Regions from separate parts of the Homo sapiens genome. Here region 2 is linked to region 1. A link is a loop called in an ENCODE intact Hi-C map of the cell type or tissue named here. Cell type or tissue: sigmoid colon. All regions are shown on one strand. Links, peaks and the distances in the headings refer to the core of each region. The heading gives the core; the rest is flanking DNA.

What was found. Hi-C counts contacts between places; a loop is a spot of excess contacts. Peaks named below come from ENCODE experiments on the same cell type or tissue, not always from the same donor. Only the 100,000 strongest peaks of a DNase experiment are listed, where the experiment ranks them.
Region 2: it touches region 1 in a loop (2.7-fold over the local background); 8 of 110 quality-filtered maps call a loop at or near these places.

Annotation. Positions count from the first base shown.
Region 1 is chr2:60,470,438-60,486,999 of GRCh38, forward strand. The region is part of intron 2 of BCL11A (BCL11 transcription factor A); the gene reads right to left. Among named protein-coding and RNA genes, the nearest start is that of BCL11A, 75 kb to the right of the region's middle. RefSeq lists enhancers at 6,045-6,858, 10,615-11,115, 14,337-14,838, 14,839-15,338. In sigmoid colon, for the core only: no CTCF peak of the experiment used is centred there; a DNase peak (open chromatin) is centred at 8,414; H3K27ac peaks cover 3,301 bases.
Region 2 is chr2:60,520,817-60,537,378 of GRCh38, forward strand. The region is part of intron 2 of BCL11A (BCL11 transcription factor A); the gene reads right to left. Among named protein-coding and RNA genes, the nearest start is that of BCL11A, 25 kb to the right of the region's middle. RefSeq lists a silencer at 9,925-9,994 and enhancers at 11,015-11,574, 13,453-15,122. In sigmoid colon, for the core only: no CTCF peak of the experiment used is centred there; a DNase peak (open chromatin) is centred at 9,965; H3K4me3 peaks cover 1,835 bases; H3K27ac peaks cover 2,789 bases.

The DNA.
Region 1 (16,562 bases), core at 5,085-13,084:
TCACTAAGTTTGCTGCCAAAACAGACATCCTTTTCTTAGGAAACACAGGCAACCCAGGTATCTCTGTGATCCCAGCATAAACGCAACAGGTACTTGGATCCTTGTATGGGGAGTATCAAATTTCAAATTCTCTGCCACTTACTCTGGGAAGAGACCCTGAAGTGCTTCAGCAGGCCTCCAGCAAGAAATGGGAGAACTGCTAACCTAATCCATGCCTAGCCCCTCGCATGAATCTCTTGTTGGCAAACTTGTCTACAAACCCATTAGCCCTAAACAAGCTGACGGCAGGACCAGATCTCTACAGTGTCTGGCCGTGTGGCAAAGTGAGGTCTCATCTGACTATCTGGCAGCATAGTTTGTTTTTGTTTTTGTTTTTGTTTTTGTTTTCTAAGTTGTAAAAAACCCTAGCTATCATCAAGTCTGTCCCTTCATTTTACAGATGGGGAAACTGAGGCCATGAGAAATTAAGTGACTTGCCCATGGCTACACTGATGATTAACCACAATGTGAAGATTAGAATTAATCTCCTGACTCCTGATCCAGTGGTCTTTCCTGGGAATTTGTCTCTTCCCCCCTGCTGCTCCTGCCGTGGTCTTCACTGCCCAACAAGAAGGTCCTGTTTCTACTGATCCATTAAGCAGTACTTAACCGTCTTGGGGGAGGGTCCAGCCCAGCAGCGCTACATGGGGCTTTCGAAAGGTGCCAATGAACTGACTTGGTCTCACAATTGGAAAACAAGGCCTGCTCTGCTGCCTGGGCCTCCTGGCCTCACCTTTGCTGTGTTCACCCTCTACCTCTGCTTCCCCTGCAGAATTAGACAGCTAAAAACATTTCTATCAGCCTAAGAAGCTATTTACTTTAGAAAAAAAGCACACTGTCTTTGTGAGACTCACCCTTGCATTTATCTTCCTTCAGGAAGAGGGTCAAAGCAAAGCCAACTGGGGACCCCAGCTGATTCTGCTGCTTCTTCCACTAAACACATCCATAATATTCTCTTTGGTAAGTAAAATCGACATTCCCACATGAACTGGAAATGCTAAATTGTTAATAGCCTCCCTAGGGCTTAACTTCTTGCTATGATGCCTTCAATTATTTCATCACGGCTTAGGCAAAGTAAAGTATCACAATTAATGCTTCTGAGCGTCAAACTCGAGGAGCAGCTCTGCCTTCCCAGGCCAAGGTGGGGAAAAGGAGCTGCCCCTGGTTGAGGGCCTCTTCTTTTCCCACCTTCGCTTTCATTCTCCCCAGCCAGAGATGGGCTCTGGTTGCTGGCTAGGAAGTGGGTGATCTAGTTATGTCCTCTTTTTTTCTTTGTTAGTGCTCTTAGGCAAGTGATTCTCACAGCGCAGACCCAGGCCCACCCCCGATCAGCATCACCTGGGAGTTTGTTCAAAATGCAAATTCTTGGGCACCACCTCAGACTTACTGAATCAGAAATTGAGGGTGGGGAAGCAGCCTTCTATGTTGAATAAATTCTCCAGGTGATTCTCATGCACACTCAAGCTGAATCAGCACTGCTGTCTTAGGGTAAGGGAAGTATGAACGCTGGAAGCTTTGAAATTCCCTGGGCAGAGACCCATGGGCCATGAGGCTGTTTTCCCTCCTGTCCAGGACCCACCTCCTTTAGGACTGGAACAGTCAAAAACAAATTAAGCTTAGGGAATCCCTAAGGATCCCTCCATTAGGAAATTCAGGTTCCACCCTCCGTCTGTCATTGATAAGGACAGGGAACAGGTCCAGGCTCTCCATCAGGTCCAGGGCCTTCTTAGCATGAGACAACACCCAAACCAGCTTGTGCCAGACAGATTGTGTCCTCACTGCTTCCATTAAAGCCGACATGTCAGCGAACGCAGCTGTGGCAACTGCACGGACACAGCAGGAACTGGACTCTTGTTTCCCTTTCTGGTCTCTCAAATGGGACACATTTCCCTTTTCTGACTCAATCTTTTTTCAAATGTCTTACACTTTTCTGGTGGAAGGTGTTTCAACCTGTTCTATTTCATAAAGGTCTCTCTAGACCCAGTATTTCCACTTGGGGCCTCAGAAATGCCTTACACATTATTAGGTTGCAAAGTTTCCTTATGGCTGAATTTAAAAATAGTGACTCTTATTTTTCAGGTTTCATTAAAAAATATGCAGCAAACTGGGAATGGCTTTGATTTAATGTTATACATTTGGTCACTTTACATTTCTACATATATTGGGTACCAACTTTTGACAAAGAGCTCTAAGCCCAGTGGGATGTTCCTGGAATTTAAGTCATTAAATCAAGTTTTTTGGTTTCCTCAAGAACATCTCAAAGATTCCTTGACTATTAACATGCTATTTGTTTCTGAAACTAATCACTGGGTGTGTAATACAGCCACATTACTGTCTACTAATCAACAGGTAATACTGCAGATTTCCAAATGTGCCAAAACAGCTAAGCAAAAAGCATCATTCCAACACGTTTAATGACTGCTTTGGGAGCCCAACTTTAACAGGTATTAAAACCACAGGACTCTCCACAGGAGTACATAGATGTGTGCTATTCACTAAAATGTACGTGTGTGTGTGTTTGCAAGCATTTATGTGTACATATGTGTGTTAGCGTGTGCATGCATATGTGTTTGTGAGCATGTGCATGTGTGTATATTGTGACTGTGTGCATGTGTGTGTATGCTTGTGCATGTGTTAGCATGTGCATGCACATGTGTGTTAGCGTGTTCATGTGTGTGTATATGTGAGTGTGTGCATATGTGTCTGTGTACGTGTGTGAATGTGTGTATATTTCCTAAACATATGTTTTTAGATAATTTCCCTGTTTTTTTTTTTTTTTCAGTGAGACAGGCACAAAAGCAGTAGAGCTGTCCCACGTGGAATGGGCTATCTCGTGACACTGTGACCCCCTTTCTTTCACCCTGGGTCTTCAAAAAGAGAATGGATGACACTATGATGAGGAGGGGTCTCTATATTGGTGACAGGCCAAAATACAGGACTACCTACAGTCCTTTCGCAGTCCATAATCCTCAAGTCCCTCAGCTCTTCCATGTACCACCTTCTAGACTACACTTAAAATGCATCCTGAACGTTTGTAAAGTACCCTGAAGGAACCCATTCCAGTTCTGAATCCGATTACTAGGTTCAAGCCACACAAATAACAACAGTGCAGCTAGTCTGAGCTAGAGGCTTCTTTACCTAACTGCAAAGTAAATGTCCTTTCTATTCAGCCGCATCTAGCTCTTGACCCTATGTTTACCATAGATACCAGTTCTTCTCACTTAGATTCTCTGACTTATCAGAGTATTATAGAGCAAACATTAGCTATGCCTGTGACTTGAGTTGTGTCAATCTGTAATGAAAATGTGCCAGCTTTATCATCACTCACAGACTTCTTAATTAACCTTCTGATATTGTCAAAATCGCACTCTCTTTTGTTCTAGAAATGAGCATTTACATGTGCATTTTTTTTCCTTCATTGCTTTTTTACTGGCTGTTTTACCAAATCCTGATGTTCTTTAAAAAGTGTATTCTGCAAAAACAAAAGAAAGCAATAATTATAGACACTACAATATAGAATTTCTTCCCTGAAACTCTCTCATGGTCCTTAGATTCCTTGATACTTCACCAGTGACTTTAATAACATCAATCACTCATTTTAAAACTCTTTTTTGATCAATGCTATCCTCTTAGAGCCTTGATTACTCAAACAACAGGTTACTAACTTCACCTTTTAAGAGTTCTCCTCCTAGGCTTTTTCTCAATAAAGGGAGGAAGTAGAGATGACATTTTGCGTGCCCCTTTATCTATAAAAATGCCAGCCACCAATCTGTCAGGCCTAAACAAAATTTTTCTGCAAGCTGTGTCTTTAACATAAGCAAAGCATATAATTCCAAAAAAAAAAAATCTTGCTTTTCTGAAAAGCAACTAAGCCAAAGACATTGTGTTCCATCTTTGTGTTGAAATGCAGATTTCCCACTAAAAGGCAAATCCTTCATTTCAAAAGGTTGAATAGGATGGTACTTAAAAAAAGAATTCCAGCTGGTTAAATTTAGGGTGTTAAAAAAAGTTCACTCCAATAATATTCTTTGGCTCTGGGCCCAAAGTATTTTCACTTGATCGTGAATTAGATAAATTTTTATTACACTTTAAGCTTTTGCCTTAGAATGGCGGAACTTATCTAGGAGACTGAGAGGGCAGCTGCATAAAAAGACAAATTGTCTTAGGACAATTTTTTTTTGTTTGTTTAATCACATACCTCACTATGCAAAATGTGTGTTCCCAGGATAAATTCCATTCATTCATTCTCTCATGCATTCATTCAACCTCTCATGCATTCATTCAACAAATATTTACCGAGTGCCTACAATGCCCAAAGCAATGGGCTAGCCGCTGTGGGCAGTACAAAGAAAACACGGACACAGATTTCTCCCACAGCAGGCTTCATTTAGTAGAAAAGGTAAGGCCTGCACAGAAATTGCTCTACCCCCATGTAGAAAGTGTGTCATGAGAGAGGTACAGATGAGCTGCTATGGAAATTCAAAGGAAGAGAAATTATTTCCATTTGGAAGGGAGGGAGAGAGGCTTTGGGAAAGAGGAAAACTTATGAGTTAAACCTGGAGAGCCAAGAGAAAGGATATCCTAGATAAAAAGAAAAAGCAGGTAAAGATGCTTAGAGAGAAGCAAAGCCCAAGGTGGGCACAGAGTAAATGGGGCCCAATAGGCGGTTACATTCACATCAAAATATTGCACACTGATTCATCCAGTTGACAGCGGAGGATACGACCATCTAAATAAATCCTCTGAAGATTTCTGTGACATCTTCAGCTTTCACAAGTGCGTATTTTCCAATTTCACATTTTCTGAAAATAAGGGACACAACCATGTGGACTCTTGTGAAACTCCATGAAGGTTCATCTGTTCTGTTTTCCCCCCACCTCAATTGTTTCTTCCCCCAATGAATGTGGGTGGCCCGCTAAGGCAAAATTTACTATGTTTTATTCCTCTGAGTCAGACAAACAAGTGTTGATAGCCATGTTCTTCCTTGCAATACTGCCTCCCTGGCTTAAATAATCTATTTCAGATGTCTCATTGCCAGTTTAAGATGGGCTTGTACTTGCTGACACATTTTCAACAAATGACTGTGCAAGAAACATTGAGATTTTCCTACACTACTTTGTCTCTTCAATCATCAACTTGACCATCCCTCCAAATTTCCCCTCTTTCTTCTTTTCAAAGCCATGGGGAGGATAGGGGTGCCCTTACTCCTGCTCTGAGTCCTCAGCTGAGGATCTTGTTTGTGTGTAGTGGGGGCAGGGGGAGGGGTGTAGCCTTGCCTCTATCCGAGGTATTTATCAGGTTATTTGGGAGCTACTTTCAGAGATGCCCTTGCTCTATGTATTCCCACTGCCACCACTCCCCGGATTCTTTTCTTCCTTTAGGAAGCAGGGACTTGTTCCTCTGGAGAGACTGCTAGAGGAAAGTCAGGAACCTAAGTTCTGCAACCCCAACTCTGCCACTCACCAGCTGTTTCGTGACTTTGAATAAATCCTTTCTTTCTGGCCCTAAGTGTTTCCATCTTTAAAAGGAGAAGACTGGATTAGATGGGGTGGCTTCTCTCTCCTGCCTCCCATGCAAGTCCAGGCCTCCTTTGGACCAACCAAGAGACCTACTATAGGCCGTGCTAGAAGCTGGCCAGGATACACCTGTTCCCCTCATGACCTTGACCTGGATGAGGAGGGCCTTATAGGAGAGTTCAGGGCTGGGCTTGGTCCCCAGGCTAATCCTTAGGCTTAGAGAGTGAGCCTGATGATGGATTTCAACCTCCTGGGACACAGTCTTGCAAAGTTTACATGTCTGAGCTTCAAGGAGGAAACCTAGGTGTGTCCTGAGCCAATGAGACTGAAGGTCAGAGAACCAGGAAGAAACTTCCCCAAACCCAGGCTAAATGTCAAGGGAAAAGGTCTCAGTGGCTCATGCCAGAAGTCCAGTAGCAAAGCTCGGCCTCATGCCAGAGCCTGGCACCCATTGCTCACAAAGGCACACACAGGACTCTAAGAAAAGGGAGTCCTCTCCCCAGCCACCACAAACCAGGACAGCAAAGCCCAGCACCCTGTGGTCCTTGACCTCCCACCACACCCCATCAGCATGGAGGGTTCTTGGAAAGCCATGTGTAAAATGAATTTCTGTAAAATAAATCATATTTGCTAACCAACATAATTTCAGAGATGTTTCGTCACCCTTCCAGGCTCATTGAAAATTGGCAGGGCTTCTAACATTTTACCTTTTAAGTGTGTCTTCCTTCCCCCAACCCCCAATATCCTCTCTGTCAAGTAGTTAATGATCTGTAAACAAACACTTTAAATTCAGTGGGGGAGCTCACTATTTAAAGAAACCCTGTGGTGAAACCTTTTGAAAAGTTAACAATCTTTCTGTAATGTGAAAAATCACTCTCTAATTTATCAGTTTCCATTAATGAGATTTTTGTGTGTATTGGGCCTTCTGAAAGTGGGGCTCAACTGCAATCCATGCCTTTGTAGTTAGAAGGGACGATAAAAGACACTGCCCTGAACATATTTCTGTCACCCGAATTGTCCAGCTTCACACAAACGTATCACAAACACCCCGATGCCTCCCTGCCCCACTCGAGAAATGAAGAAAAGGATGGGAAATCATCATTTGGACACCTGGAAAGCCTTGCAAACCACACTTGCGTTTCTCCCAGGTTAAGTATTAGATACCTGAGGAAGGTGAAATACGCATTTTCAACTGAGCATTCAGGAAGAGGCATGGGGCTGTGAAGATGGATGCGATGAGAATGATCATTTGCAAACGTTTGATTCTGATAACACCTGCCAGAGCAGAGAAGGGCTTGTCTATCAAAGCCAGCAGAACACACAACTCCCAAATTACTCTGAAGACCACCCCAAGCCTTTTTATCTGCATCAACTCACAACAAATGTGCTTTATGCCTCTATATTATCATTTCGATCGGTCTTGAGAAAATACTAGAATAAGCTAAAGAAAACCAAACATGGGTGGAGGGGCAAGGGGAGGGATAGCATTAGGAGAAATGCCTAATGTAGATGATGGGTTGATAGGTGCAGCAAACCACCATGGTACATGTATACTTATGTAACAAACCTGCACATTCTGCACATGTATCCCAGAACTTAGAGTAAAATAAATAAAGAAAGAAAGAAAGAAAGAAATAATCAAACATGGTGTTTCCAAGAGACTCCTGATGTTTTGTTCGTGGGCACTGTGGAAACAGGGGCAGTGGTGCTGTGAGAGACAAGGGAGTGGGGAGCCATGGTCAGCAAGTGTGGGCAGCCCCAGCGACACTGCAGCCCGGCCAGGTGGAGGGCTTTCCTGACTTATCATCCAAGACTGGTCTGTGCACGGAGAAGGGGCCAGAAGAACAGGCAGCCCCAGGAAGGCTCTGTCAGGCCTCCCCCAAGGCCAACAAGCCCAGAGGAGGGCAAGGCCTCCAACTCTAGCCCTTCTTAAGGAAGCACATCTGTCCTGGCCTTTATGGAAAGCTTTTTTTTTTTTTTTTTTAATTGAGACATGGTCTCACTCTGTTGCCCAGGCTGGAGTGCAGTGGTGCAATCTTGGCTCACTGCAACCTCCGCCTCCCGAGTTCAAGCAGTCCTCCTGCCTCAGCTCTCAAGTAGCTAGGACTACAGGCATGCGCCACCACCACACCTGGCTAATTTTTGTATTTTTTGTAGAGATGGGATCTCACCATGTTGCCCAGGCTGGGTGGAAAGTGTTATGTTCTTCCCAAAGTACTCTCCTCACATCCTGCCCCAACAGTCGCCCTGTGGAATGAGGGAAGGTATTAGCCTCACCTCCCAGTGAGGAACTCGAAGATCTCAGAAGTGTCCTGCTGTGGACAGGGAGGACAGGGCTGGGCTTCAGGACCCTGCCCACCTTCTGACAAACCCCTCCCACTGCCACCTCAGGGCCGCGGCAGAAACCTGTCGTCTGGACACTGGTCATACAGCCCCTTTCAGGCAATCTCCTCACTTGCCTTTCTGGCACTATTGAGTGACTGGTGTGTGGACTTCAGGGGAAGCGTGGAAGGCACTTCACAGGCCTAATACTCTGTGACAGTCTTGGCCAAGAGATTCTGAGAACCAGAACTGGCCATTCTCCAGAATTAAAACCTATTATGTCCTATGGTTAACACAGAGCTGCTCAGAAATTATGAGAACTAATTTAAGGCTTCAAAGCTCTACCAAAAAAAATGGTCTAGCAGGTCAGGCTCTAACATTTCTTCAGGAATAAAACTAGGCTGCCCTCTCGCCTGAGGTGAGGCTGAATGAAGGAGCGCTCTGGTGCTGCGAGGCCAGGCCTCCTCCCATGACGGCAAGTCCTTCTTTCAGAAAACAGGCCTCTGCCCGGGGCATGCTGCAGCTGCTTCTCTGCAGTGCCTCAGCACCTTCCCGCCTCCCAGGCACACAGCAGCCCAGCCTCAGTCCTCATCTCTCTGGCAAAGTCCCACAGAACAAAACACAGGCCTTGGCTTTGACGTGCTTTGTTTTTTGTTTTTTTTTTTTCCCTCCTCCCTGGCTTTTTACCCAATTTCCTAATCCTTCATTTATACCACTGACCAATCTGGAAAGAGTTCCCTGAGCAAATTGGAGATGCCCGCAGATACAACCTGCCATCATTGGAGCAGCCTCAGTCCAGCCATGGGGTGTGGCACTGCCGTCTGTTCTTGGCTCTACTAATTCTGCTGATTCCATATGAGTAACATCCAATGTTCCCAGACACCTCCAAGCTCCTCCAACCAACAGCACAACATCTTCAACTCCTTTCTACCCACCTAGCAGGTCCACGTGGGGACTCAGCCTATGGACACCTGGCCTCTGCGGGCACAGCGGCCACACACCACGGTGGGACCCGGAGACCATTTTTTGTTTTGAGTCTCTCTAAGACTGCTTGGGAAATGAGGTCTCTCAGGTCTAGCATTTCCACGCAGTCCCAACCATGAGGCTGACCAGAGGCCACCAACGTCAAGCTCTCTCAGGTCTACTAGGAACAGGAAAGAATAACTCTCCCTTAACAAGCCCCTCAGGCTGAAATCCTTTTGCTTCCAGGGCCTCAACCTTCTACTGCTGGGTAGAAAGCCCCCTCTGTCACCGGCCCACAGATCTCAGCTGCCATCGCACTCAAACCCTGTCAGGCGGTGGAGAGTGTGGACGGCAGGCTGACGCGGTTTCAAAGAGGCCGACCAGGCAAGAACCGTCCTGTACTCCTGCCCCAGCTCTAATGCAATAAAATGTCTTTTATCAATGTAATTCAAGGCAAAGAGTCAAGGGTCTGTCACCATTTTAAAGAGGCTTATTACATGGCCACAAAAATTTGCCTCAGGCTCAAACCTGGCATGTAAGGTATCAGCGTGGGACAGGTTCTTTTGATTTTATTTTATTTTCTTACAAAATCTGAAAATGAAACGCTTCTGTCCCTCCCTTCCACCAACCGTTTTTTGATTTATGGGGAGGAGGAAAGAAATCTGAAGTTGACAGGTTGGGACAACTCCACTCAGCTTTCTCACTCAAAAGCTGCTTTTGTTAAATCATACTTTGCATTTATGGCCTGCGGCTCTTGGCTGACTTTGGCGGCTCCTCCGGTGTGGAGCAAGCTGTGGACTTCCCCGGGAGGAGGCCCCACTGAGATGACTGCCCCACTCTGCACCAAGGACAGCGAGGAGGGGGGAAGGTGGGGGTGGAGGAGCTGGAGGCCAGGGGGCTGGGGACATGAAGGCACTGGCTAGGTAACACAAAGGCCTGTAAAGGATATGTCTCTCTTCTGAACCTGGCTCTCCACTCCATTTCTCCTGGATCCAAGTCTCCCTGTAATCAGCATGTATCTACCACTGGTTCTCCAACTAAAAGTTCAAGGCTTCTAAGAACCAAGACTCAGTGGTCTACCTCTGACTGTCCAGCACCATGCTGGGCAAAGAAGAGCCCCTCAATAAATAATTAGGATTCAAGCGCTGTGCAGTGAACTTTTCTTCCTGTTGGAGAGCCATTCTAAATGACCTGGCTGGAAGGACCAGGCCATGGAGCCAGCAGTGACCAGGGGAAACCTTCCCTAGTAAATGATTCACTAACCAAGGAGCCTCTGGGTCAGCCTTGACCCAGGAGAGGATTACAGCCCCTTGAAAGTGGCTGCTGGTCCATCGCTTCACTGTACTATTTTGGCAATCTGTAATAGTGTATTTACTCAATGGTTGTTATGGACAATCAGGTTAATCATTCACTTTCCAAATGCTGTGTAATTACACAGTTAAAAGAGCTACAGCGGATGTCAAATTTCCTTAAGTCTTCTGGTGAATTGGTCTCAATTACTAGTCTGGGTCCCTTTCTTCCTTCCTCTCTCAATTTGTTTTAGCAATCCTCCACATTTTCCTCTATTCTCATCCCCTACCTGCACCCCCATCTCTGTCCCAAGAGAAAGAACAGTGTGAAGTACCTCCGCTTGAATAATCCTATTTTTGAACTCATAGTTCTAAATAGTTTTTGCTCCACTAAAAGGGCTTAAAAATAAGGCTAGGAAGCTAGACCTGGGAGGGGCATTACAGGCTGGCTGGAAGCCCCCAGCTGCCTCCCTGCCTCAGATGCAGGGAGAACACCTGCAGCCACCCACACCTTGTCACCCAAGTTGCACTAGATCCTGGTACAGCCCAGTGGTGGCCGCAGCTCAGGGAAGAAAGAAGGCAAAGCCCTGCTGTGCTCAAGGAGATTGAGGCTTCCCAGCCCCAAAACTGGGAAGGGCCCTGGAATGGGATATCCCCTCCCCTCCCAGCACCCCATTCCCAAACCTAGCCACCCATCTCTGCTTGGGACATGCTGGAAGGCAAGAAGAGAGAAACAAGTAACTCCTTGAAAACAAAAATGAAGCAGGGATCCTAGGAAAAGTAAAAACATTCAGAACCCAGGGCCTTCTCTCTGTCTCCCACGACCTACACCAGGCCCTTCGCACCTCTGCTTTGCGGCTTTAACGCACTACACCCCACCCACCACAAGCACATACACATGCTCTCAGGAGTCAGAGGGTCACCCAGGGCTAGAACTTAAGCCACCCAGCCCACAAGCTGGCAGGTGAAGGAGGACAGGGATCAAGGTGACAGTGCTGTCCACGCTGGCCCCTGGCTAAGAGCAACTGCAGCAGAAACAGTGTTTCTTCTCCATTTCCATGGCTCGTGAATTTTTTTGTCTTGTTTTTCTTGACGCTCCACCCCCTACATCTTTCTTTTCCCCACATGCTCCAGCACATACAACTCAGGGCTCCAGTGTTTTAAGGGCATTTTTTTTCCACAAGTGAGATTAATTTTCTAACAGAACCCTAGTACATTCTGTGTGATGGTGGGAGAGCCTTTTGACCATCACAGTGTCCTGGAATGAGCTCAGCATGCTCTCTGGGAAGTGAATTGGGAAAGTGAATGGGGAAAAGCCTCAACACACAGACAGCCCCATGGAAAATTCTCCAGCTCAGGAAACCCACCTAGGTATAGAGACCTTCTCCGGAACCTCTGGTCTGTTCTAGTCCTGCTGTCAAAAGAAAGGGGTTGGACTGATGTTTCCCAGTGGAGGGCTTGTTTGTCATTTTTGGACCTAACATCCAGTTCATCAAGGTCACTTCTGACTCCCAGGAAGAGAGGCAGACCTGTTAAGGGGCGGGTGGTTTGAGCCACTTAGGACATTTTGGACATTTTGCATCTCTCATGATTCTATCTTGAGAGTTTAGTTTGGTTGGAGTTTAGTTTTTGAGTTTTTTGTTCGGGTTGTGGTTTCTCTTCCTCCATTAAAAAAAAAAATTGGAGCTGTATTTCTGTTTCCTGTTCACGGAGCGGACAGAAGGAGGGTGTGCAGTGGAGGAGGTGTGTGGGGAGGAGGCTGATACATGGAGCAGAGCCGAGAATATCCGGAACTGGAGAAAAGTGAGAAATGGAGCTTTTTTCTTGGCTTCCAAACAGTTGTAATTTCCACTGCCACTGCTTAGTTCCTGGGCACCAGGCATACAGAGTGGGAAAGGGGCATGTGACAACTTTGCCACAAATCAGGATTTGGCATTTAAATCCACAGGAAGCAAGAAGAATAGAGGGACTGCTTATTTATAGATTTGCAGATGAATGAGATAACCAAAATGCACTTCTCGCGTATGTGAAGGAGCAATTCCATTTTCAGACTTGGAAAGTTCTCCATAATTAAGTATCACCCAACCCTGAAAGCACACTGCATCCCAAGGTTAAGATCAGCTTCCTGAAAACAGGGCAGAAGACTGCTGCTTCAGTGGTAGCTCAAAAATTCTATTTTGAAGGACAGGTTAGTACCACACTACATTTAACTGGATTCAGTTCATGTGATTATACAGTGCCTTGCTTTCTAGAATGTGTAATCATCTCTTTCTGATGACATTTTAAATATCCAACTAGACAAATAATTGCAGCAATAATTGATAGCAGAGTCAAGCTGGAAGATCATTGATTGGCAGAGTCCCCACTGAAACAAATCTTTCTTTCAAACATTACAGAAATGATGATGTTTAAGTCTAACTTTTGCTGATAAATGCTCAAAATCTGATTTACTGATAAAGGCACTGCAAGAAAACCTGCACTTCAGCCCATGATTACTTTGCGAGATGTTTGAGAAGAATCAGGCAGTGTGATTTATATTATTTCCCATGAATAACTGCAAGGATAGTGTGGGTAGTTGGAGGAGAATCAACACAGGCGAGAGAAGTGTTGCTCCTTAATGCTACACTTCCTGAACAATGCTAGCCAACAATCAGGGTTTACAGCCGTTTTCCCCTCTAATATATATCCCGTGGTAGAGAAATGGTCTTGACAAGGGGAAGACCAGGAAAAGAAGACACACAAATAATCAGCTCCATTCAGGCCTTTGAAAAGTGGTTTAAATCGATGCCTCAAATTGGGACTCAAATTCCCCTGCCCAGTGCAAAGATCCCTGGCCAAGGTCAGAAGACTTGAGACCAGGCAAGTCCCAGATGATCTCAGGCAAGTCCCCAGGTATAGCTGCAGTCCCTTTAGCCCCAGTCTGTTTCTCTGTCCAAGGCAGAACCCAAATCAACTGCTGTCTATGTCATGTGTTTTGATTGTAATATTTAAGTTAGGGCACTGTGTTCAACAACTCAGACCCTGTGGAATGCTGCAGTTGTCAGAAATAACTCAAGAGAGGATGCTCGTCCCCAGGAAACATCAAATGAATGAGCTGGCATATTAGCAGACGTGGATTACAGTAAGGAAAATCTAAAACAGAAGATGTATCTGGATGCTTCAGCAGACAACAAAGGAAGAATTTGGGGACTGGGTCTAAGCACTCGCCCAAAGCACTAGAAGGAGGATTTCTTTTTATTTTTCTTTCCTATTTTTGTTCTTCTGGTTGTTCTTTCTTTCTTCCTTTTCTCCCTTTTTTTCTTTCCTTCTTTTTCTTTCTTGGTTGCTTTTTTTTCCCCCTTTGAAACTGAACCATTATAAATGAGTTGGTCTCATAGCTTCTGTTAAAAATCAGAAGCTTGTTAGATGTAATGATTATCTGCATTGTGACACTTACCGCGTATGAGGGGTCTTGTCGAACAGCTTTACTCTAATTTAGAGCTCCTCTGTTAATTAGAAAGCCCTCAGATTTTCTGCAAATGCAGGTCACTATCGACAGCTCATGCTTTTGATGCTTCGTCTGTGACAGTTGTTGGGTTGCCCTTCTAGGAGCTGGCAGGGTTGTCCAGACTCTGACAGTGTCAGAAAATGCAGTCACCACGGCTGCTTCACAGGAAGTTACACGCAAGGTCCGCACACAGTCAGTTTCCCTGTAGCCCAGAAGCCTGATGAAATCTGCACTCACATTCAGCTGAAAATAGCTCGAATTCCAACCCTCTCTCCCCCTGCCTCCTCTCTTCCCCTTTTCCTCCTTTCTACTTCCTTGCCTCTCTTTCTCCAACCTCTGTTTCCAGCATCTTCTTTCTCATCTTCTCTCTCTTTAGTCCTCAACAACTGGGGTCCTCTGCTGTCAAAAACAGCCACATTCACCAGAAAGGGAAGTAGGTTTTACAGATAAACCGGGTTGCTTTTCACTGAAACAGCAGTGATTGTGGAACAGAAACTCTCCCCTCCCTGCCTTTTAAATAATATTTCCTATTTTTTTGCACCGGTCAGCAGCCGCACCTGGTGAGGCTGAGGTCAAGGCTGTACTTCCAACATGGCTCACGTGTTTTTTCTTAAGAGAAGGGGGAATTTGGAGGGGGGCAAAAAAAGAAGGAGAAAGAGAGGAAAGGTTAACCACTCGAGAAAAAATGCACATGGGCTGAGGTTTCCTGCCCTTATCACCATTCCAGTATAAAACCTCAAATTATGGGAATTCTCACTTAGGAACACCTCATTATGGAACATATGTGCTGGGGGTCTGGGGAGATGGGAGAAGGGGTGTGTGTTCATGACCATGTGTGTAAACTTGTGTGCTCCAAATTTTATCAAGTTCAAGCCAAAAAGAAATCCTCTGTGGCACTTGTTTAGGACTTAAAAAAAAAAAAAAAAAACCAACCAACCAAACAAAAAACAGTATTTAAATCAAAATAGGAAATACAAAAAACAATTTGTACACCCTCACCACCACCACCAAGGCATAGCCTTGGAAGAAAAAGGCATCCCTTGCAGCCACAATTTCGCAAGTTGACCTTTTCACCAGGCCAGTGCCTAATTTCCTAAACAGGCCCCTTCTTCCTTGAAGTCACTGCAAATAAATGCAGTCATCCAGAGTGTAATGGAAGTCTGGCCTTGGAGTTACTGGCTTATGAAATGCAATGGGATGAGGTGGGGTGAGAGGCCATAGCCCAGACTGAACGGCACAGTGACCAGGTAGGGTGGAGCAAGGCCACTCCAGCAAGAATGCCAAGGATAGCCTGCAGTGGGTTATTAGCCCCAGCAGGGCCCATGCCTCTACGGCCATGTTGCTGTCATCTTCGTTCTTGGCTAGCAGATGCTAGTCCCAGGAATGTCCTCCATGCCTTTAAGCTAACTGCAAAAACAGAACGGTGTGAGCCAGGGCAGACCCCATACTCTTTTATATTCTACCTATAAGGGAAAAATAAACCTAGACCTGGAAAACAATGTGTAAAGTGGCAAAAGCCAATCAACTCATTTAAAAAGAAAAACCCTCCATCCAACGTCACGAAGCTGCTGAATATTAGGTTCCTGGGAAGCTGTCCCAGCAACCTAGATATGAGAAACAACGCTTGCTATTCTGGGGTGAGAAGTGAAGTTGCCTTTCACTCGGGACTGTCAAACACAGTCTATAAATACCAGCAATGCCCCTTGTGAACTACGGGCTGAGCTCAACCCAGAGAAGGCAAGTGTTTCCCAAAGGTCACACAGCAATTCCAGGTCCCCCAGAAGTAGCCCTTCACCAGATGGATCCCATCACCAGATAGCTCTTGGAAATAATACATTGCTGCATCTGATTCTCATTTTCAACAAGAAGGCTGAGGAATGAGATTGCACATTTTAGTTTCCTTCCCCAACTTTCTTTCTCCAACCTTCTGCTCTGGTTCTCCTCTCCCCCACCACACGTACAAAAAAAATCTTTTTAGTATGTTTAGGGATCTATTTCCATATCTACCCAAAATCTCCAAGCCCCTTGTTCTATCAGCAGGTCAAGAGTAGAGAACTGTGACAAGCTGTTCTCCATTCTGAAATGGATTTGACTGAACAGCTGCTGAAAGGCAAGACATCCTAGGGAGACTGGTACTGGGGATTTCAGGGTCCTTGTTCTGTGGGTGGACCATGGCTCCTTTCCAGAGAATGACTTGTGATTTGTTCTCTCTCCTACACATCAAAGTGAGACACCAATCACAGCTCTACTGGCCCACCTTGCCCCACCTCCAATTTGGCAACTTTGCCTCCTTCTCACACAATGAGAAAGAACGGATAGCCAAATTCTAAGAGTTCACTTTCTGCACATATGTGTAGTTAAGTACTGAAGTGAGAAATTCAAGAAAACTATACTTAGGCACACACACACACATTTTGAGAGATAATTTCTAAAGACCTACCAATCTAAGATACTGAAAGAAAATGGCTACATCAGGCCCAGAAAAGCCTTGAAATTTTCCCTATCCACAGACCACAGCCCTGTGATGGACATGAGATCCTCTGGCTTTGAGATGAATAATGCACAGAAATGAGCAGCATGATGGATTAGCTGGCAGATTATTACCAGACATGTGAACATGCCAACTCAACATCAGGATTGGGCCTGAAACTTCTCTCAGGAAGGCCTTGATAGCATTAGATGGTTGACAGAGGTATTACAGTGTGACAGAGTCTGAGCCCACAGTCTGAGAATGACCACATCCCTTCCCAGGGAGACGTTCCCACTCAACACCCTGGGAAGACTACTGCGAATCACTCTGTCTCTCAAACCTGGCCATGGCTCAGCCCACGCCCTTTCATGTATTTGCCCTTTTCCCTGCTAACAGAAATGGAATCAGAACAAATTAATATTTAATTTTAAGATTACTATTCTATCAGAATAAAAAAGACTCGGGAGATTCAAAGC
Region 2 (16,562 bases), core at 5,808-13,807, 51 kb after region 1:
ACCAAAAACCACCCATGCCCTTCTCCAGTGGGTTCCCACCGGTGTTTTCGTGCAAGCTTAGCCCCTTCTTTGCAGAAAAAAAGATATTGATGTGCCAACAGTAGAAAGAAGAAAAAATTATTCCAGCTCTGTACACAACCTTTGTCAACCCAGCATGATAAAACCAAGTCTGGGAAACTATTTGTCTAAACACTTTTTGGAAAGGGATGAAATGGAGAGGAAAGGAAAAGGAAGTGTAGCCTAGTGGTCAGCACACACACACACACACACACACACACACACACTCACACACACACACACACACACACTCACACAAATCCTTGAGGGTGCCAGGTTACATTTCTACAACAGCTGCCTTCCATTGTCTACTGCCAGTGAAGCCAAACCAGCCTAAAATTTAATTTAATCTGCTGTAAACCCAAGTATCAGGCACTTAGATGGCAGCTAAAAGCGCCACTCTCAGATAACTGAGTGACACTTGCTAATAATAGCCTCTGTGTGAAGCGAGAGAGAGCGGACATTTTGTAAAACCAGAGGGACCCGGGCCTGGGCCTGGGCCTGGGTCTGGGAATGGTGTGATGTGGTTAGGCCAGTCTCAGCTTCCAGGCAGCAGATACGGCAGAGACGAGGCCCACCATGGCTCCCCTGTGACGGGCTGCACGAAGCCCACCAGTGACCTAGCTTTCAAGTCACACAGCGACAGTCCTGGCTTTTGCTATCTAGAAGAACAAAATTCCCCTTTCCAGCTCTGCAATTGCCACTCTGCTCCCTTTCATCTTCCATCTTGTGCCCCAGTCCTCCCTTAAAGGGAAGGCTGCTTAACCCTTGACGTGTTCTTTGTCCCCTTCTTTCTGAGAGTGTGGTCAATCTCCTCTCAGGCAAATCATCTTTCTCTAATAGCCAGGGCTCAAATGGCCAAAGAAAGGTCCCAAAGCCTTGTCTTCATAACACTACCAGCCACGTGAGCACGTCCCAGCTGCTTCTTCCTGACCCTCACCACGAGGCACAGAGGCACCTGTGCTGAAACTCAAGCAAACGCCACATCTGACTCTGCCTCATGCACTGAAAAAGACAAGGGATCTCTGTTCTTCCAGGAGAATGGGGGACAGTGCACAGTACAGACCCTTAAATGACCCCTTCACAATGAACTTCCCAGATACAAGACTTGAGCTCACAGGTACTTTCTTGCCCATAGGACACTTGTCCCCTTGCTACCTCTGAGCCAAACCCTTGGTGAAGAAACAACACCGACTAAACAAGGCCATACTGCTCTCCACCAGTCAGGCAATACCTTTATTTTCTGGAAAAATCTCAAATACTACAAAAGTAGAGAGAATGTTATAAATCAGTCCCCAAGTCCACATCTTCCAGCTCCAACCACCACAGCTCACAGTCATTCTTGTCTTCTGTAACCCTATCGCCTCCCTAGCCCATTTTATTATTTAAGTTGATCCCAGACGTCATATCATTTCATCAGTAAACACCTCTGTATGTATTTTTTAAACATAGGAACTCGTTTTTTTTCTTTTAAATACAACTGCAAAACCATTATCACACCTAAAAATAATAAAGTCACAAATAAAGTCCCGTATTACCAAATAGGGGAGTTATTTTAAACTCAGAAATACTTCTTTCCATCTGGGTCATGTTTTGGAGGATCCCTTCCAGTGAGGTTCAAGACTGAAGCTGCCAAGAAAAGCTTCAGAGAATCACACTCTCTAAAAAGGGCCTTGTGTAAAGCCACCTTGCATGTCAGCCCAAGCTCCTGCCCCTTGCAGTCCTTTGCCCTGTTCAGGGCTGAATGCACCCTCTGAGAGTCTCTGTGACAGTCCTCCCACATCGACTGCCCCACAGGCCCTGAGTCTCCCTCACTCCCCACCATGTGGCCCATCACCACATCCGACAAGCAGGTGCACTCCCAGTGTTCAGAACTGGAATTCATTTGTCTTGGAAGAAAGTGTTCTCCTGGACGGTTCTGCACAGAATTCATTCACAGAGCATGTCTTGGATATACAGCTGACTAGATATGTCAGTTATGTTCCAAATGGGTTTTCACAGGTCAAGGTTCTGCAGGCAAGAGCAAATACTATTTTTAGACAGGATAAGGTCAAAATGCTTTTAGAGACAGTGAGGTCTACAATAAAACCTATTGATCAGCCTCTGGAACTAGTGCTCCAGAGAGACACAGAGATTGAAACAAAAATTGCCTGGCCGTTTTCTCTGTAGACTCTGTGGGTAAAAGCTTGTTGGACTTAATATCTTTCAGGATATAAAATAAGTAAGAAGTAACTGTGTACAGATTACTGAAGTCCATTTAACCAGATGCAGAGGCAGGTCACAGAAAATACACTCATGGCAGAACCGTAAAGAAGGGAGATTTCAAGGCAACACGTGTTGCAACCTAGAGAAAGAATAAACACCAGTCTTCTCAACTCAGGGGAGGCACAAAGGACAGCCTGCCATCCAGGATTCCTGCTTGGGACTGTTGCTCCTAAATTTGCCACTATGATCCTCAATCCAGCGCTATGTGAACAACAGACTTTCAGATAAATAGTATGGAGATAATTTGCTTAAGTCAGATTTTGATGAAAAGTGGTTTCTACATGGATAGCTTTCAAAAACTTCTATATTGATTTGATGGAATCATGGTGAATTCTAAAGACTTTCCTATTCTCTCTCTCTCCCTTTCTACACACACACAGGCACACAACTATATATATATTCATACATGCATATACGTATGTATATATGTAGTATGTACATATGTATGTGTGTATATAGATGCATATGTATATATGCTTTATCTTATGATGACAGTGTTGATGTGTTTGGGGATTTTTTTTTTTTTCAAAAAGAGTTAATAAGCCTTTTATAGGTGTACCACACAAGACTCCAGTAAGCAAAATCATTCATTGCCAGGCAAAACTTGAGAAATACATTTAGAAATCATACGAGCACACAGGAGCTCAATCAAGTAAATGAATCACCAAGGCACAGAAAGTCACTGGAAAATTACTTAACTAGCCCAAACGTTCAAGAATTGACCAAGGTTTAAGCAGTAAACCCTAAATAATTTATTTAAGCCAAATAGGAGCTTTAAGCACAGACATTAATGTAATGGACTATCCCATCTTAAACTTCAGCCAGAGATCTAAAACTTTGAAGTCAATTATGTTCCCATAAATACCTCTCCATTATCAGGGGTGCTTTATTGTTTGAGAGACTCCGGACCACAGGAACTAGTGTGAAAACTGGAGGGTATCTTCATTTATCATCCGCTCCCATTTCGCAAACAAAATATGCCATGGTAAATATAATCTATATATCACATTGTGACACAGCTGACCGCATTAGTGAGCCAAGACTGTCCTAGCGGCAGCTTCCTATCATGCATTAACAATACAACGGCTGATACATTTGCACAACACAATAAGAGGTGGGGGAGAAGAGAGAACATTGGGCTATGAAATCCTAAACTTCATGTCTGAATACATAATTTTGTCACCTATCTCTGGCATGAATGTTATCATGCTTTTATTTCAGGTAATAATGGAAGGGGAAAGTAGAGCCTCTGGGGGGCTGCCATTCATTCGGCCTGTTATTTGCTTTTGGGTTGGGTTAGGGCTAAACTTTATGTTCCTTGTTTTTGTTTTTGTTTTTTTTTCTTTTTTCTTGTTTTTTAAGATTTTATTTTGTTACCAGAGATAGAAGAGCATGCAAAATCAGAAACAGCTGATTACCAGTGCCCTTACAGAGCATGCCTATTAAAAATCCCCAAAACATTATAAATTAAAGAGGCAGTAATTTAAATAAATTACCTTTTTATTGAAGCTATAGATCTCAAGAGTGCCTGTGTCCTACAAGGAACACATATTTCACAACTGATTCATTTGCCCCTTACTCTGAGCACATGGGATAATAAAAGAAAGTTTTAGATCATCATTATCCAAAGGATAACTTTGAATGCCCTTTTTCAGCATGCTTCTGAAAACATTTCATATCTCATTCAATGCCACATATAAATGGTATTTGCTGGACAGTGTGGAAAACAGAAACATCCGTGCTAAAAGCCAATGGTAAACACCAAGTTTAAAAAATGGATTGCAAAGATCGCATGTCCCAGAACAGGCCATATGCTTTTACCTACATGATGAATAAAAAAAGAACATTTTCCCTCAATTTATGCTGTCTTCAACACTAACAGAGGGAGAGTTCTTCTAAACATGTTGCATCGGATGCCTTTAACAAGCAAAAATTCCTAACTCCAGGGACTCAGCATATGTAGGCTATGTCCATACAGAGAAACCAGCTTTTGGGAGGAGGAAGGAGGAAAATATCACTGAATTCAGTCAGTTAATTGAATTTAAAATACCTGGTTGTTTGAATTCAACTATTTCTTTTTCAAAAACGTACTTCTATTTTGATGTAGTTACATTTGCCCAAAAAAGCAAACTTGGAGAAAATACACATTACATTCTTTGGAGTTTTTCAAAAAAAACAGCTTGCAACAATTAAAAGATGGAGAAATCTTATAAGGCTGGAAACTTCTGTGAATTATCACCATTCCATTATACTGCACTTCAATTTTGCTTCCAGCAATTTGAAAGATGCCTTTAAGCTTTCTGTTGGGGAATCACGAATCCAAGCCTTAATCTCCACCATAGCTTCCATCTTTGAGGCAAATCAAGAAAATAATATTCTGCTGTCTTTGCAGGTGAGCCCCATTCAGCAACTAGATTCCAAAAAATAGCAGGGAGAAAACTGGTCAGTGGTGTTCATACTATGCTAGAACATCATGGGGACTTAGAGACCCACCCAGTCCAAACTATCTATTTTACCTACTTTACAAGACAAGGAAACAAATGCTAACAGGTGAAGGGAGCCCAAAATCTCACAGCATGATACAATAAGGGTCAGAACCCAGGTGTCCTGGTTTTCAGATCAGTGTCTCTCTGTTAACACTAAAAGTCAAAGTTTGGTTCTGGAAAATCTGTAATGCCCAAAAGACCTTAAATGCCCTCCCCCCAAACCAGTCTTGGTAATTTCTCCATGGCTTTCACAGAAGGGTAAATGTCTACTTGGAAGGCCTTTACTAATTTTTATGTTATCTTCTTCCTTCATTCGTGTTTGGTAATCAAAAATAGTTTATCATAATGCTCTCAATTGGAAGGTCTTCATACTACAGGCAGATACTGTTATTTTCTGGTAGAGGATGGCAGCAGGGCTGGGAAAAAAGAATGTGGTTTTTTTCTAACCACAGTAGGTTTTTTCTATAACAATGATTTCACTTTCTAGATATAAAACAGGCATGGTTTCTCTCACCCTGAACTTCTGCAAAATCTAGATTTGATCAAATTCAGAAACTGGTGATTTGATCAAATTCAGAATCCCATATTTTGGGATGATGTGTTCTAGCAGAAAGCTATTGGTTGGCTATATTTTGCTCTTTCTTCCCCAAAAGATTTTTAAATAGTTTTCATCTTTAAAAGGATTTCAACTTCAGATTGTGCCCACGCCAAAGTCTCTATACATCTAATCAATAAATAAATAAGACAAACAAAGCAGCATATGTTTATCCTTTACCATTTGGGAAGTGTACATTAATTACTGCAGATTGTCTCCTATGCATCTCCCCCCACCCCCTCTGCATCGCAGACAGCAGTGCTCAAAAGGGTCCGCAAAATAAAAATGTGTCGGGTAATTAAATGGGTATTTATAATTAGAACTTAATAATTTGCATCAGGGACAAATGAGCTCTGATTTTAATCTGCAGCGCATTTAGATTAGCCCAAAGATAGTGTAATTTGATGGTTTATAGGCCTCCTCTCGGATTATGAAACAATACCAAGCCTTCAAGTGCAGTGTGTCTATGTCAGGAGGGTGTTAAAGAAGAAGATGCAATGAAAATGTTTGACAACGTGAAAGCAGCCATAAATTACATGACAACTGTGTAAAAGTCATGATGAAACAAATAAAGGGCTGACCTATAATGCGTCTGATTCATTGTGACACACACAACTCCCTGCGCTAATCTCTGCCCAGCCAACGCATTCTTAAGCGGGGAACTACTTAGCACCAGGAACGTTGTAAATTATCACTAGTCAACAGCATTGATTTTTAGTCGACATTTCAATCAGGTTGAAGTAGAAATACTACCCGGCTCATCCAACAGCCTCTTAACCAGTCCACTGCCCCTCTGAGGTCTCCCCGGTTATGGCTTTGCTAAATTTCCATTGCTCTCACCATTCGATATTTATTGTAGCTTTGCCACATCCAGGCACTTGGCCTGAAGGGTCACCGGCCTGCCTCTTGGGACATCAAATTTGTGCTTACCTAACGAAGGCAGAAACAGAAAAAGAAAAAGAAACAAAAGGCCATCATCAGAGATGTGGCCTGATTTTCACTGATTTTCAAGGGAAGAGAAGGAAAACTAGGGGGTGCGAGCGAGGGAAATAAGAAGGGTTCTAAAGCCATGATACGCCTTTTATCATTTCAGCTTTATCATTTCAGTCTAGGAGACCCAGCAAATAAAACTAAGAGCTTCTCTTCCAGGGTGACAAGGGAGAACCACTACACTCTTGACCCAAGGGTATGTAGAGACAATGAAGAGGGCCAAGAGAAGGGGTGAGGGGGAAGGGCTTGCATGACCTCCATTGAGGACGTCCATGCCCCGGGACAGAGTGCGAAGTAAAAGTGAAGCTTTGGAGCTCTTGACCCACATGGATTCTCAGCAGCCACCTCCATCCCACCTCAAACTCAGAAGACAACCTGGATGTGACCGACAACTTCTTTGTGATGGATCTGAACAGCCTCCCTTGGTTCTAGCAGAAGGACTTACCAAGTGAGCAGAGCTCCCATCCGATACTCGCCAGTGCTGAGGCCAACTCTTCCACTCCTCCCACGGGGCCTCCGCATGAAGTAGGCGCTTCTCAACTACCAAATGATTCTGAAATTCTCTCAGTGGAGGTCTATGTTAGCCTGGCCAATTTGAAAGGATGGAGAATACAGGAAAACAGTAACATTTGGTTTTGGAATACATTGTGTAATCCATCTGCAACGAACCTCAGGTCTTGCTTCAGCAAATATTAATAGCGTCAGGGCAGCCTGTGGAGTGACTGGGAGAGGCCACCACGCAGCTGAAAACTTGCCTCTGGGGAAGCCACATGCGGATCATATGGAGCTGTTGACTGCAGTTTCCATTCAAAACTTCCCTCAAGTTTCCAGCATGCCTTCCGGACTTGCCTTACCACAGCCTTGTTCAGCCAGAAATGAAAACCTCCTCGAAGCAGATTATGACCCCCCAGAACCCATCGTCCTAAGAAACACCACTGCCACGCACACTCACTCACACTCAGTCTCTCCCTCCCTGTATAATTCTGATTCTCCCCAGCCTTTGAAGGTACGATCCGAGAAGTAAATGCCACAGAGACAACACACAGAACTGCTGCAGGCCAAGCCTCACCACTTCTTAAAAGTCCGAGCTTAGTTTCTCATTCAGCCCACTGCAGTCTCCTGACCAAGCCACACACAAACAGTAAAACCTCCTCCCTCTGTTTCTCAGGACCCTCACTTGATTTCAGGCTCATTCTGGACAGATGGGGAAATGACTACTTGCAAAGCAGGATTCCTTACATTGCAACTTTTCCCAACAGCTCCGTGCTCCTTCAATATGCCCAGAACTGGAGGGGAACATTCTTCTCTTTCCCAGAAGATTGAAAAACTTGACCACAGAACCCATGGGAGGGACAACTGTCCAGCACCAGAGCTTCCTGCCCAGTTGTTGCCTGGCACCGCTGAAGAAAGCTGCAAACGTACTGAAGAGGTAGCAGAGGGTGGCGGCCGCAGGCCAAAGGATTGAACAACTGTGGACCCTCAGGGAAGTCATTTAACCCTTGATGAACCCCAATTTCCTCCTCTACCAAATGAGGCTAATGGGAGTGTTTCCTTTCCGAGGTTGTTGTGGGATGGAATATCAATGTGTCAGACACATGGTAATAATGACAACAGCAATTCTGGAGGTGCAGCCCCCGGAGCGAGTAATGTCTGTGCTTTCCCTCATTTACTTCTCACATGGACTCTATGAGGTAAGGGACCTTGAGTTATCTCCATTTCACAGAGAGGTGAAATGATTCCCTCAGACTCTCCCAACCAGCTAGCAGTAACATAGAAATCTGAACCCAGAGTAACTGTGTCACACACCCAGGCAGGCACAAGCCTCTCGTAAGGCAACACACGTCTATGGGGAGAGGGGACTCCCACCCACGAGGGAGCTGCCACCAGAAACATAATGAGACCCTGAGCTCTTTAGACCCCCACCTGCCCTGCTCTTCTCTCATCCCAACCTGCTCACCCCATAATGGGGGAACTACTTTGAGACCCCAGGAGCACACAGTTCCAAGCCATGAGTCATAACCGTAATAGTAATGAGCTTTTGTGACATGTTTTACCATGTGCCCAGCACTGAGCCCAGCGCCCCCACATGCTCTCATAGGATGCTCAAAGGCCCTATGAGGCAAGCCCCGTGATTCTCCCCACTTTACAGATTGAGGAAGCGGAGGCTTAGGGAATGAAATCTGCCCAAGGTTGCACAACTAGAAATGGTATTACTTCTTTACCCTCAGCCTAAACCATTTTATTTCGTGTAATCAAAGAGAAGAAGAAAAGAAAGAAGATACATCATATGTCAAGGGCATATTTCCCCTCTTTCTGTCCCTCCTCCCTTTCTTACCAGCTCAGGTTACAAAGACATCTAGGTGGGAGAGAAGACTGCCTCTAAGGGCTTGGCTGAGTTGGCGGGCGGGAGCGGGGGCAGGTATCCATGGGATAAACCCAGAGGCCCCCAAATTTTCCCAGTTTTTATTTGCTACTAGAAAAGGAGAAGGAAATCCTGCCTCCCTTATGAGGCCTAGCCAGGGGAAGTAAATGTGATTTTATCACATTTTATATAGATGTGCACAATGGTGCCTTTTCAAGTCTATGATGGGAAAAATATTTTTTATTGTGTGAATATCATTTCAGACAGGTCCCCAAACCACTTGAAAGCCCTGGTGTCCCCTAGGTGGGATTCTATGAACCCAGCTTTAGCCCCAGCAGCTCCTCTGGTGGGAACTAGAACATGCCTCCTGCCAGTTAGTAACAGGGAAATTCAATTACTTCGCCACTTGTGGCAGGAGGGCAAAGACTGCACATTAAAAGAGCTAAAAATGTCAGGAAGTTATTGGGATGATGACTCCTGCTTGCCAACATTCATATATGAATGCATAATGTCACAATAAACTAAAAAACACAGGAAGAGGCCAAGAAGATAAGAAAATCGAGAACAAAACAAGCCCAAACACATGGGTTTGCCATCGGTCCTGGGTCCTGCCCAGGAAAGGCTGCGCCTCTAACAAGAGCACCTTTTCCCCACCCCTGGCCTTTCTTGAGCCTTCCTTGAGCCTTCCTTGCATATTATCGTTCTCAGCCACCGACAGCTTAATTCACAGGCCCTTCCAACAAGTTAAACTTCAGCCATTTAAAAAAAAAAAAAAAAAAGAGTTTCCACTGATTTCTTACCTGCACACGCAGGCACGCCGGCCACGCCCCACCCCACTGCACCACGAGCTCTCACACCTGGTCGCCTGAACACAACCAAACCCTTCCCATCTGGCCCTCGGGTTACTGGCGTTATCACAACTTTTTTTCCCAACGGCAAGCCAGGAAAGATGATAGAACCCGCATATGTAGCCAAAAGACTGGCCTCAACTGGTTCAGAGGAGGGAAAAAATTGAGCTGTGCGTCTCTTTTTTTTTTTATTTTTTATTTTTTTGCCTTTAGCCAAAAGACCAGGGAGCATTTGATGTACAGTCAGCAGGTATTTAAAAAAGAAAGAAAGAAAAAGGAAAAAAAAAACACTGAAAAGGCTTGGCTGCACTGGGGCCCTGACACGCTCTCATCTAAAGCCTGGCCCTCGGCCAAGTTCATCTGTTAATGGACAACCACAACCAGGGCCTGCACCTCCCCCACCTCCCACTACCCCTCCTGAGTCTTCTCTGTTCTCCTACCTCTTTCGAGCTCCTAAAAACTAGACATCGATTATGTCTGCGCTTTTCCCTTTCTATTCAAGATAAACAAAGTGCTTCAAGTTCAGGGCGCACCCTGGGACCCCTGACAAAACAATCTATCATTCTGTCTGCTAAACCAGTCTGGCTACACCATGGCCAGGGAGAGTAACGCTCCCAATGTACAATTTTCCCTTTGTGCTCCTTCCCTCTTGCCACTAACCTCTTTTCTTTACCACCTTCTCCGGAGCAGATGGACTTGACCACTTTGCTTAAGCCCCTCCTGGCAACCTCAGAAATTAGAGAAAAAAAAAAAAAGAGCTCCTGGCTACCCTACTCCGGTCCAGGTTTTTCTCCTCCCTCTGTGTTGCCCGACGGTCCTGCACACACAGACACAAATCCCGTTGGACCCACAGAATCTTTTCGACCCTCTCACACTAACACTAAACCAGAAAATAAATTAAATACTGGGACTGCCCCCTCCTTTGCGTTCTGCAAGAATATTTTAAGTGAGTTTTGTTTTAAATCATATCCATTAATTTACCCTGACTTGCAATTAAATGCAAGCACACTTTTTACAACCAGTACGGAATGCATTAATTATAACTACAAATGGTCAAATGAGAGCAAGGTCCCTCCAAAAAATATTAATAAAATACATAATAAATAATATTAATGAAACAAAAATAGATTCATAAGCCTTGGCCAGGGCTTTTATTATTTCATGCAAGGGGAAAGTCCAGCCAATGAAACTTGCTCCATACACTTTGGCAGGACTCAGACCAACCACTACCATTAAACTCAAGAGCGTGTTTTGGCAGTGCCCTGGCATTGGGGGGCCCTGTGCAGACACCACCAGGAGACGCTGACCCCAGTACCCAAGGCAGGGTCCATAACGTCTTATTCAGCCTTTCCATGTGGTCGGGAAGTTACCCACAGGCTGCTTCCCTCTTCCTAACCACCCTCTCTGCCGGCCGCAGCTGTTCTGTCAGTGTCCACCCTGCCCCTCAAAGGACAAATGAAATCCCCCAGACCCAGTGGGAAATAAGCCCACCTAAATGAAGAACTCAAGACTAGGGCACCATGAGCATCTGGGTTAAGGCTCGGAATCCTGCACCAGCGTTGGAAGCTGCCTTTGTTCCTGCCACACCGCCGGGCCCCTGCTAACCTGTCTCCACAACACTCAGCCTCACGCCTCACCCCAGCACTCCCTGCCTCTGCCCCTCCCCCCAAATCCAACACACCCACCGCACAATCGAATCTAATTAAGATCAGGAAGAAATTTGCATTTTCTTTTCACTGTACCCCCAGTAATCACAGAAGTTCTTCAAATTTTGAGAATTTTGTTCCTCTGCTAATTATTTCCCTCATTTTGCATTTCAAGGCACAAAGACAGTCTATCTCACTGGTGGTCTATTAATAGTTTGAAGTTTTGAGCGTCAGAAGGTGGTTGTTGCTTTTTGGTTTTTGGGTTTTTTTTTTTTTCCTTTTAAAACTATTCTGTCATTTCCAGTTTTTTAAAAAGGTTTTGTTTTGTTTTGCTTTGTTTTTTGTTTTTTTGTTTTTCTTTTTTTGGTGGTGGTGGCGTTAATGTTTCTTCAGAAAGACAGCTTCTGGGCCACTCTGGGTATTATGATTTGGTTTCCCCCTTACAATAGTTACTCTCTGCCTGGTTTACTGATTTACAGAACCTTGGTATGTGAATGGCGAAAAAGAAAAAAAAGGAAAGAAAAAAAGAAAATTCCTTGGCATAAGGATATGTTTGCTGATCAAATTTCAGATCATGTGTTGTTCATTATTATGACTTTACTTGAAAAACAGTTTGCCACAGTGAGATGGATTCACTTATATGCTTTCTACCCCTCCACTCCCTTTAAGTACTTCGAAAAACAGTACAATTTTTTTAAAGGTAGATTTAAAGCATTAACTGGTTTGGATTAAAACAATGTTTCACCATCTGTAAATTCCCTGAAAATACATTTTCAAAAGACTTATGCAAAGCCACATGATTTTGAAGGAGCTAATGAGATTGTCCCACCACCAAAATTTAATGGTGACTTAAGAAATTCTAATACTTTTTATTTACTTCCTGTAGAATTATTTGTGTACTTGACATTTATACAGTTTCTCCATTATATAACAATCTACCCTGGGTACACTAGATTATGCCAATCTATTAGAATGAAATTTGTACTCCATATAAGCAGAAGTTTCCAGTCACTTTTGACTTACCATTATGTTTCAATGTAAAGTGTTATTATAGCAGAGTATAAAGCACAGCTCCTCCATGCTCACGTTTTTAACTCTAATACTGTAATCTTTCTTGCTGCTTCTAGGGCTGTGTCAGTGTTTACATTCCTGGAAGTTAAATAAACCGACATGGCAAAACTCCTGGATAGACTGAATAATAAGGCTTGTGATGACTAAATTGTTTACTTTTTACCTTGTTAGGATCCCTTTCTTGTAAAGTTTGGGGGAGAGAGAGAGGAGAGAAAGAGAGAAGGAATGAAGGGGGTGATGCAAGATAGAAGGAGAGAGATTTATACACTGGCTTCCATATGTCACAAAGACCTTCCTATCCACAGCCAACGCGACTGAAGCAGCATGCATAAGTTAGTGTTGCTTGTTTTGTTTTCTTAAATACCGGGTCAGCTGAATACCCCTTTCTCCACTGCCCACTCAGCCCCACATAAAGTATGAAGATTTTTTTTGACCATTTTCAAATAGCAAATTATCCATTAGATTTCATCATATCTTAGTAAAGCAATTACATCAAGAAAATGATAGTGCGTGTGGAATCAATTATGCATGCAGTTGGCCGGAGACCAAAGGCTGTGAAGTCGGAGAGGGCAGAATCGCTCGACACACACAAATAAAAAGCCCCTGGATCTCACAGATGGACCCCATCAGTTCATCTTACTGCCTAAAAAGTTCATGCACTTAATAATTTATTTGTGTTCTGGATACTGTTTCCCAGCTGAATATTAACAACTTTAAACTGAAGCATGCTTTTAGCATGGTATGGATGGAAGTCACGGTAGGGCAGTGCTAGGTCCCTCGGAGGTTAAAATTATAGTTATGTTTCTTACACACTGTTCATTTTCCATCACAATTTATTTTCTTTCATTAAACATTCGTTTTAATCAGAATATCAGTTACACTGTTCTGATTCTGCTTGTTAACCAGTGATAAACTCATAAACCAAAGATGAACATCAATAATACAGCACAGGTTATTCAACAGCAAAGGCAAACACCAAAATCACAGGCTCTCAAAAATCGGAAACCGTTAGTTAGCACCTTGTTTTCACCACCAGGGCACTCGTGTACCTTGAGGGAGACACTGGGAGCCCAGGGAGCCTGGAGACCAGGATATACTTTGGTGATGAGGGGAGGACACATTGTAGCTCAGAGCAGCAGCTGAATGAGAAAACTTACTTGATCTAAAAGATAAAAGAGTCAGCCAAACCCAGGCCCAAGTCCTTTAGGTGCCAGCCATCTATCTAAAGAAGAAACCTAAAGCATTGTTAGAAAGGTTTGTAGTTCTGTAGCCTTCCCTCCTCCAAAGGAGGAACCTGATGTCTTAATACACTATAATAGCCAAGGCTTCCTGCCATCAAACTGCTAACAATAAAACTGCCCTGCAATGTTCGTGGGGAACAGAAACAGGCAATACATATTTCTCTATGTATCTGGAAGTGCCTCAATCATATACTTAAATTTTACAGTCTTCTCCCCAAATGAGAACGATTTCCAGCCAACACGTTCACAAACTGTACTTAACGTTAAAAGAAAACGGATAAAACATATGTAATTACTCAAGGTTAGACTTCTAATTCCTCAATTCACTAAAGGAAACTTGGCAAGAAGATGCATCATTTTGCTCCTTTCTACTGGGGCATCTGAGGAGGAGAGCCACTGAGGCAGCTAATACACAAAACATGATCAAAAGTGATTAACAACAGCTTCATATGCAAATTACATTAATGAAGGAGTGCAAAGTCATCATGTAAATTAAATATGTCAAATCTCTTGGTGAACTTTTAATCTTGAGAAGAAAAAACACTGCTTTAATTTTTTTACATCATCAATTTTGCAAGATTGAAAATCTAAGAATCTTGGTGCTATAAACAATTTTCACCTTTTTTTTCTCCTTCAGCAGGCTGACAGGCCAGCCTGATGTGCACCGAATGTACATGTTAATAGGCCAATCAAAAATGCAAAACAATTCGCAATTACTGGAAGGACCTAATGGTCATTAGAATTTACAACTAGGTAATGAACTGAAGTCTGCCCACACCATGCATATTCATAAAGCAATTTAGCCTTTGAAGATTAAAGAAGTGCTTAAAATTCAAATGAGCTTTAGCAAATTATCAGTAAGATTCATCCAAAAAGCAAAGGGTTTTTCTTCCTATGATTTCCTCATTTTTTTAATGCAAAATTGTAATATCTTCCAGACTGAGCTTAAACTAAACATAGAGCTTCTAGTCAAGCCAAAGGGGCTAAGATACAAACAGAGGCTGCAAACATCGTCACGGACTTTGTTCATAAAACTAAGCCCTTAAGAGCCAAACCTATCTCTAAACATGGTAATTTATCAAAAACAGCCCAGAGTCGCTCATAGGCAATACTGCATAGTCCTCCAACAGAACAGATTAACACGAGTCCCTCCACCCTTCCAAAAAGCCTTTTCCCCCTCAAGTTGTCTCTCCTGTGTAAACATCCACTGTGGTATAAAAACAGCTTTTTCATTGGCTTGGAGTGGCATTAATTTTAGAAGTTTCTGCTTCCAAAGGGAAACCAGCAAGAAAGGAGAAGCACAGGAGGGAGAGGAGCAAGGTCTGGTTTACTTCTGAGGAGTGCAAATCCTGTTGCTTGAGATTTGCCTTTCTGATTTCCTCCATTCGGCACCAGCCGCATTTAATCCATGGTGAACGGGTCATGCAGACATCAGCTGACATTCAGAAAGTTGTGGTGTCCACCCACCACCACCATCCCACCCCAGTTATTAGAGAGTATCGTGGGAACCTGGATTTGCAGGCTTTCCAATTACTAGTCTGGAGAAGAATCCTTTGCTTGAATGCTAACTCACACCTTGCTAACCTCCTGACATTTAAAAAATTCTAGTGACAGAATTCCCAATGAACTCCTCCTCTTCCTCCCAACCCCAACCTCTCCAACCCAGGTGAAAGCAAGAAAGTATATGTTAAGTCCTATCTCAGCTGGTGTGCAAGTCAGACTGAGAATAACAGCTTCGAAAGGCCACGTGTCCCAGCTTACCGCTCCACTGCTAGACCCAAAAGCTCTCTGCTGTGGGGATTTCATTTGAACTGCTATCGAAGAATATTCCAAGAACCTCTCTCCGCACCCTTCTCCCCCTCTCTCCCCCAGCCTCAGACTTTCTCCTAGAGTTGATCTTACCGGAAATGTGGATGTTATCAAGGAAATCGGAAAGAGAAGGGAGAAAAATCTCAGGTACTACCCCCTGATTTCTTAACTCTCTTATCCTTGGGCCCTGCTCAGAAATGTGCCACATTTTAACATTTATTAGAAAGGATAGGATGCAGAGCTGCATGGAACCCACATCCACAACCATCTGTATGAGCCACAGGTCCACAGTCCTGACCAATTCCGTTTGACACTAATGTTACTCTACATGAGTAGAGTTCAATGAGGGTTGATATGGGATGTGACAGGGCAAATCAGAATTAGATTAAAAACAAAAGTTTAGAAACCAATGCTACACTACAGAGCAAATGGGACTTGAAGGCCAAATTTCCCCTAACTGCCTTCAAGTGATTTTCCCTATTAGAGCGTTTGCCTGCCACCCCCCTGCTGGCAACACCGCAATCACATCAGAAAGTAAAGTGGAATGCATATAGGAAGCCTTGAGATATTCCTCTTTAAATACAATACCTATATACTTAATATATAGCAATTAACTTCTGGTCAGCAGTGTGCAGGCAGCAGGCTGCCCCAAGCAGATAGGAGGGGAGGGGGACCCAGAGCTGGGACAAGCACAAAAGACAGGTCCAACAACAATGCCTGCTGTCAGCAGCTGAATTATTTTTATACAGGAATTTTTATCTCTATTGTACAAACAAGTACGTGTCTGTGCTGACTTGTTAAGCAATCCACTTGTATGTAGAATAAGATTTTTTTTCTTTCTTGCTACCAGTCACACAGCTCCAAGATCAGAAGAAATACATAGTCTTTGAAGCTGCTCAAATGTTTTAGTTAAAAGGACAGCAGTTGTTTTCAAAGATCCAAGAGTATCTTTATCAGAATTAAATTTTTCCTTATTGATTTTTTTCTCCTTAACATAACAAAAACATAACATGAGAAGGTTACGATTTATTATTAAAATTTTTTTCAGCCTTTAAATCATTCTTCAGTAGCCAATGTTCAGTTTTAAATGTAAAGGAATAATTTTTTTAAAATATTAGGGTGTGATGGAGAGAAACTCACGAGATTTAAGATTTAACATTGGTTAATGCATTGTTTTAACTGGAAACTGAAA